3 separate regions of the Mus musculus genome follow, and all the other regions are linked to region 2. Evidence: chromatin loops called from intact Hi-C (ENCODE). Cell type or tissue: gastrocnemius. All regions are shown on one strand.

Evidence for each region. Hi-C counts contacts between places; a loop is a spot of excess contacts. Peaks named below come from ENCODE experiments on the same cell type or tissue, not always from the same donor. Only the 100,000 strongest peaks of a DNase experiment are listed, where the experiment ranks them.
Region 1: it touches region 2 in a loop (4-fold over the local background); 17 of 42 quality-filtered maps call a loop at or near these places.
Region 3: it touches region 2 in a loop (4-fold over the local background); 18 of 42 quality-filtered maps call a loop at or near these places.

What each region holds. Positions count from the first base shown.
Region 1 is chr3:69,483,300-69,485,799 of GRCm38, forward strand. The region is part of intron 1 of Ppm1l (protein phosphatase 1 (formerly 2C)-like); the gene reads left to right. Among named protein-coding and RNA genes, the nearest start is that of Gm52607, 22 kb to the left of the region's middle. In gastrocnemius, a CTCF peak has its summit at 1,389; DNase peaks (open chromatin) are centred at 1,035 and 1,512; H3K27ac peaks cover 193 bases.
Region 2 is chr3:69,700,772-69,703,271 of GRCm38, forward strand. No RefSeq gene overlaps it. Among named protein-coding and RNA genes, the nearest start is that of Nmd3, 20 kb to the right of the region's middle. In gastrocnemius, a CTCF peak has its summit at 1,346 (motif pointing left); no DNase peak of the experiment used is centred here.
Region 3 is chr3:69,490,047-69,492,546 of GRCm38, forward strand. The region is part of intron 1 of Ppm1l (protein phosphatase 1 (formerly 2C)-like); the gene reads left to right. Among named protein-coding and RNA genes, the nearest start is that of Gm52607, 29 kb to the left of the region's middle. In gastrocnemius, a CTCF peak has its summit at 1,099 (motif pointing right); a DNase peak (open chromatin) is centred at 1,435; H3K27ac peaks cover 430 bases.

The DNA of each region.
Region 1 (2,500 bases), 220 kb before region 2:
AGATGCTAGCTTTTATTTCTTTTGTCTTGAATGCCAAAGAAACTCGGAGTCTTCTTTGATTGGTCTCTAACAAATAAAAAGAGTCTTAATGCACGTGTTCGGTGTGTCTACGTTTTTTTAGCGTGTGACTTCTGAAGTTTTGCCTACGCAAAATATTTATGATGGTGGTCTAGATTGTTGCTAGAGTGTTCGAGGGCACACCAGTGAGCGTACGTGTCTGGCAGGGTTGTAGTGAAAGTTTAATGAGGTAGTCTCTAGAGCACCGAGCGTCGAGCCCATGACACAGCAAGAACTCAGTACACTAGCCGGCTGGTTAGGAGCGCGGCTGGCCCACCCAGGAGGGTAAGTGAAGTTGCTTCCAGTTTTCCCAGCTCTCCTCCAAGGAGGGCTGGTAGGTGGATGGACTCTGGCCACTGTAAATGTTCCCACTGGACTTCCTCTTGGGAACTGAGATTCTCACAGTGGGAAATATTAGCCCATTCTAGATATGAGTCTATATGTCTTTCTCAAATTCTCTGTGATGGGGAACTTCCTTCATTCAACAAGACCTGCATGAGAGGCTAGTGAGGTGTGGGGGTTTGGAGAGGGGAGCCCGTTAGACCTCTGTCCTGCTCAATTGAAAATGCCACTTTCCTATCCCACAGCGGGGAGCGCTCGCACATTTTGCAGTAGAGAAACGTTCATTTTAGCCTGCGTCTGTTGTCATTGCAAATGAGCGGTTTAAAACTAGAATATTTCAGATTTGTCCAATGTTTATGTGTTTGATTTCTCTACCTGTGAAATTACCAATTCTGTGTTCTCATGGCTCCAGTTTTCCCACACTTTAAAAATCACGCTGACATAGCTGGCTGTTACCTCTTACCCCTCCTACCCCACTGCCTGTCCTAAGTTCTTGGCACAGCCTGGCTCTCTAGGCAAGCCGAAGGCTACCCTAGGCTATTAGGTTCCTTGGTTGTCTCTCTTGAAAGAGCATCCTTACGTCTGTTAGCATGTGGTCCCTCACCTCTCCCCTAGCCCCACAGCATGCTTGGAGCGGGCACGGCGCCCCTCCCCCAACATGTATCCTCAACATCTAAAATAGTGTTCCCTTGGCATGTACAATAAAAATGAACAGCAAAGAGGCCGTCCTAGCCCTGGACTGTGCACCGACCTATCCAGCTGTGTTTTTTTGGAGCTGGCAGTAGGCATCTTTTCTTTCTATGGTCTACGACCGATTTGCCTATTGAGAGCTAAGGATCTGTCACTTTGTGTTTACATAAGCAGGTGCGCTCGCTGCTGAAATTACAGCCTTTCCATGCAATTAGGTATCCTTTTCTTCTCTTTTCTAAAATAAGATGTCCTTTTGAGTTCTGTGTGTAGTTACACATTCCTGCCGGTGATTCCAGCTTCCCTTCCTTCTGCCTGCATCCTGGTGCAGTGCTCTGGCTGACTTGGCTGAGGTGAGGGTGCTCTTCTGACCATGCCAGGGTACATTCAAGAGCAAATTGTGGTGTGGTTTCACACAGCTTTCTAAGGGTTGCTTGACTGCCCACAAGCTGCCGGGAAGAATGTCAGTGCCGTCTGGTATCTCCTAAGACAGTCACTTTGCTTCAGAGTGGGGAGGGCTCCGGCTCTCTGAGGCTCAGCAAACTGCCAATTCTAAATGACAGAAAAAGGAGCCTGTGGCAATGTCAATGCATATAGTCAGTTTTTTTTTATAAGAATTAAAAATATTATAGGTTAGCAGGGTGGCTCAGTGGGCTAAGTCAGCCCTGGCAAAGCCTGATAGCCTGACTTCAAGCCCCAGAACCACTATAGTAGCGGGAAAGAAGGAAGCTTGCAATTTGTCCTCTGGGCACCCCACAGACTTGCATGCACATACACAAATACGTGATACATATAATTTAATAAAATAGGTTAGTAATAGTAGTAATTAAAACAACAACATCAACAATAACAACAACAACCTTTACAAGCTAGAGAGTCCTGGGATATGCACAAGGGCTGTTGTAAAGGGCCTGGTACAACCCTAGGAGTCTGTCAGAACTTACTGTAAAGCTGGGTAGAAATCCATGCTACATTGTATCAAATTCAACTAGCAGGTGCGATCCAGAGTTCTCCCTCTCAAATACATAGCCCAAGTTAAAACAGATTTGAACCAAGGATAGAGCAAACCCCATGACTAATTTTAAAGGAAGCCACCCCCCTCCCTACCCCAACAAACTGACAGTTGGAGTTCTAACCCACAAAGATGCTGATCAAGGCCAGCCACCTAATTCGGTAAAGAACACAGAGGCCTTTCCCTTGTGTGCATCTACTGAGACTTTCCTGTGACCATGATATCTTTCTGAGTTTCAGGGAGACGGATCATAAAGGTACTTGCTGTCCAGCTAGATGACCTGAGCTGAATGATTGGGGGTGAGGGTGGGGGTTCTCATTGAGTTAGTCATGAGACACTAAATAAAATTATCACCAAGTCACTGAGTAGAAAGTTCAACCCTTCTTATTCCATTTCATATAA
Region 2 (2,500 bases):
ATGTGCACTCGCATATATATATATATATATATATATATATATATATATGTATACATATACATATATAAATGAATATTATATATATGTATATATATATATATATGTATACATATACATATATAAATGAATATTATATATATGTATATATATATATATATATATATATGAAGAATGCACACATAGTTTGTGAACTGTTTTCTATCCCTACCGTATTTAATAATTTTACCCTAATAATCTAGTTGGTAGTTACTAAAAACAGTGTTGAGTCGTATTTACTAAGAACAGGGTTGAGTCTTTCAGATAACCACTTCAGCAGACTTCCCATCAATCCTATTCCTTTTTTCTACTCTACCATCTATTTTCTGATGTTGCTAATTGGTTCAATGATGCCTTCTACAGCTCTGTTCTCCTCCCCTTTCCAGCACAAGATCCCACTAGATTCAACTAGTATGCTATCTTTATTTATCATGGGTTTCTTTTGTCTAAATATGAAAAGTTTTCTTGGCTTTTATTGACTATGATGACATAGATTTTTGAGAAATTAACTTTTTTTTTAAAAGAAAGTTAGAACAGTCCTTATTTTGTGTCTGTCTGATCCCTTCTCCTGATTGCATTCAGAGTGGTCATTCTGAGCAGAATACTCCATAGGGGATGCTGTAGCCTGTGGGTATCACATCCAGAGAATAGTCCATAGGGGATGCTGTAGCCTGTGGGCATCACACCCTGAGGCATACATTCTGTGCCATCTCTCAGTTGTTACTTTAATCTTATGTTTGTGATTGCGGTTGTCTGAATTGTTTACACTGTAGCTACAAGAGGTTTGTTGCTGTTTGTTTCTAGTTAGCATGTAGAGTGATAGGTTCCATAAGAATTTTCATATATACTTGTTTTGTTTGACCGCTTGCCGTCTCCCTGACCTTCATCTCTGTTTAAGTTCTTCTACCCCCATCTCCCTGACCTTTAACCCTGTTTAAATCCTCCCACCTCCACCTCCTTGACCTTCATCCCTGTTTGAATCTTTCCACCTTCAGTATTGCCCTTCCACTTTAAAGTCGTATGCACTTCATTACTCTCCTGCCCTTATTCCTTAAAACTCTTTCCTTCCCTCTTCAGGGCCCCTTTCTGGTTCCATGACCTAACTCACTTCCACAGAAACACACATGCATAATGTTAGAAGCTAGGATGTGCATGTATCAAAGAATATGTGATACTTGTTTTTTTCTGGGTCACTTATTTCACTTCATCTATTTCTGAGTTCTATCCAGGTGTGGTTAGAAGGCACAATAACATTAAAGAAAAAAGTGGTTTTTCCCAGAGACCAAATGGTGTAAAGATGCCCCCTTGTGGAAGGTTAGGTTCTCTTTACAATCAAATGGAAAGAGTGAGAAACCTTTCTTTATAAAGTTCTTTGTTCTATAAGTGCTACATAAATCCATTTGTGATGGGAAGCTGTCGCCTTTGGTATGAACAACAGAACCAGTAATAAAATGAGGAATTAAGTTCCACACAGATATTTTTTTCTTAAAATATCCTATTAGATATATTTATTTTATTATTTTATGTGTCTGTGTGTTTGAGCTACACATATGTAAGTGCACCATATGTGTGCCTGGTACCAAGGAGCCCAGAAATGGGTGTTAAAATTCCCTGGGACTTGAATTACAAAGGTTGTGATCCACCATATGGTTACTGGGAATCAAACCTGGGTCCAGTGCAAAAGTACCAAGGTCTCTTAACTGCTGAACCAACCTTCCAGGCCCCAAGATTATCTATTCCTGAAAGAATTCTATTTATTTTAATTGCTTCAAGATGCATTAGCCTATAAAAAGAACATCTTGTAAGTTGTCCTGGCACCAAAATCTGTGGTTTTCTCTATTCAAAAATAGTATTTGTTGGGTTAGCATGATAGCTCAGGGGGTAAAGACATTTACTGCTAAGATTGAGGAACTGAGTTCAGTTCCAGGAAGCCACACAGTGCCCCCACACAAATAAATAAGTTTAAAAAGAAAAGAATATTGAATTTAAAAAATAGTATCTATGATTCAATCTACCTTTTCTGGTAAGCTTATATAAGTAAATATTGATATCCTATTGATAATCAGAATGTAGTGTTATCAGAATCTACTTAAAATGTAGATTTCTATTATTTTTAGATTTATTTATTTATTGTTTTATGTGCCTAAGTGCTTTACCTTAGTGTATATGTGTCTACGGTGTGTACCATGTGTGTGCTTTGTGCCCATGGAGGCCCGGAGAGATTATCAGGTCCCCTTAGACTGGAGTGACAGACAGTTGTGAGATGTCTTATGAATGCTGAGAATCAGACCTAGGTCCTCTGCAAGAATAGCAAGGGCTCTATCACTTATCCCAGTAACCAGCCCCCAGGTCTACGTTTATGAAAGAAACTGTTTTAATGTTAAGAAAGAAAATCCTTTGCGAAGCTTCAAGAGAGCTAATGGTATGAGTCTATAAAAGGAAGATAGAAATGTTAATAACTTCT
Region 3 (2,500 bases), 210 kb before region 2:
ATTCTAGTCCTTGCCATTTTGTTCCACACCACTTACAGTTTCTTGAAGGCAGCTTTGCCATCCTTGAAGCTGCAGCTACGATCACTTCTCTGCCATTTATTTTCCTGAAGAGCTCTAACATTAGTCAAAGCCCTTCAGTAGCTTTTGGCATGGGAGATTTGGGGATGGGAGCTCGGAGTTGTGGTTGTTGGTGTTCGCTAAGATGGGAGATAGGTGGAGAGGTTGAAGACTTTTAATAGTGTAGTGTGTAGCTTCAATTGGCTCTGCTCTTTCAGCACACCCATCAGCACAGCCACGTCTAATTCCCTGCTGCATCCGGTTCTGGGAAATTAAAATTCACTTTCAGTGTTTCTCTTTCCCAGCTACCACCATGCTTTGCTCAAGTGTTCTCACTGACTGGGTCTCAGTGAGGAGCCACTTTACCTTGTAACATGATCACCATGTAGACACTGCTTTCTGTTTTTAAAATGGTGTGAGTGAGAGCGTGCGTGCGTGCGTGAGTGTGTGTGTGTGTGTGTGTGTGTGTGTGTGTGTGTGAGAATGTGTGCCTGTGCATGTGTGTCTGTGTATATGTGTGTGAGTATATGTGTGTGCCTGTGTGTGTGTATGTGTGTGTGTGTATGTGCATGTGTGTATGTGTGTGTGAGAATGTTTGTGTGTATGTGTGTGTATATGTGTGTGTATGTGTATATGCGTGTGTGTGCATATGTGTGTGTGTGTAAAGTTTAGTTTTAGCAGCCCCCTACTCAACCAGGTTTAAATTAATTTGTCCTCTGTAAGCCTGTTTCCCTATCTTTAAAACCCATTAAAGTTCTTGTGTAGGTGAAATAATAACATTTAAAATATTCAGGATATTGCCGGTACAGAGAAACAGTCTTATATGATCTGAAAATTGCAGAAAAGTAACTATGTTTTTAAGTCATCCGAACTTTTACTAATAAGATAACTGATGAAAACACGTTACCGTAGCTCAACCCATTTCCCCTCACACATGGAATAAATAAACTGTTTTTCAATTTCCACTTACTGTGAACATTTTCTCATATAGGTTATTCTTTCCTAACATTTTAATGACTGTGTTATATCTGAAGGGACCAGCAGTGGGCACAAGACACCCAAGACCGGGCTCTCAGTACAAAGGAGATTTATGTCCCCAGAGGGACAGAGGGCAGGGATAAGGGACAAACCTAGGAGGTAGAGGAAGGGGAGAAGAAAGGGACAAGGGAGAGGGGAGGGACATTTGCCCCAAGGAACAAAGGACTGCATCTGGATAGAGAGGAGACAGGTGGTTTCCAGCACCCACACAGCAGCTCTCAGCCACCTCTAATCTGTGTTCCAGGGCATCTGGTGCCCTCCTGGCTACACCCATGTTATGATCTCACAGACAAGCAGCCATGCATAGGGAGGGAGTGAAGTCCTGAACAAATGCAGTTCTGGGTCACGGCGTTCCTTGGCATGAGCCACCCATGTCAAGGAGCAAGGCCTCCAAGGCACGTGACACTGGCAAAGCCTTCCTCCTCTAGGAAAGGAAAGCCCTTCCCCTGGTCCTGGTCTGAGGAGGAGGGATTTACTACTGTGTGTAAAAATTAGCCAATGCAGCTACCTCCTGGGTGTTTGAGCCTGAGACTGCTCATCCACAGCTACTGAGACTAGCTAATTTCTCCTCCTTGGTGGCTGGACATAATAAACAGTTTGAGGTTCCTGGTTGTTGTAATAGGTATGGCTCCATCAAAATGGGCACATTCCACACAACTCTAGCTTTTCTGTGTACGTGTGTCCATCCTTGCTGCCCCTACTCAGGTTTCCATGGCCAAGCCATGCTGGGGATGGCAGATGTGACGCAATGTGTGTGCACATACTTGCATGCATAAAAAGTATCTTTTCAAGGTAAATGTATGCTTATCTTATTTAACTTCTCTTATGTTTAAGTAATTTAAAAGTAACTAATTTTTTTAAGTTACTGAGCAAAGCATTGGTCTCATCATGGCATTTTCCAAACAAGAATTGTTTTTCCTCCTCTTCCTTCTCCCCAGCCCTCCTCCTCTAGCTCACGCACTTCCACCTCTAGTATTCTCTTTTCTGCTTTCACACATGTGATCAACAATTGAACTTTAATAAACACGTTCTCACACAAGGCTACACAGTCATCTTTGAATGTTACTTTTTTTTTTTATTCCTAGAAAAAACAACTACCAGGTGTGAATAGCTTTCAGCTTTTCGTTGCCTTTGTGCAGTGTCTGTCCATAAGTGTGGTCTGGTTTACCCTTCAGCTGCCAGTGTGGAAGGCTGCCCTCCCATCCTTCTGGTTTAGTGCGTGTGCAGTGACCTCCATTCCTACTGGCCTCTCTGAACTCATACTCGCTGTCTTCTAGATCCCTTTTCTCATCCTCCAGTAAGTGCTTCTTACCTCCCAGTTTGGCTTGGCAAATCTCAGCACACTAGTTTCTGAGTATTCTTCCCACATTTCCTTCCCCATCTTAATAGCTCTCCCTAGAGACTC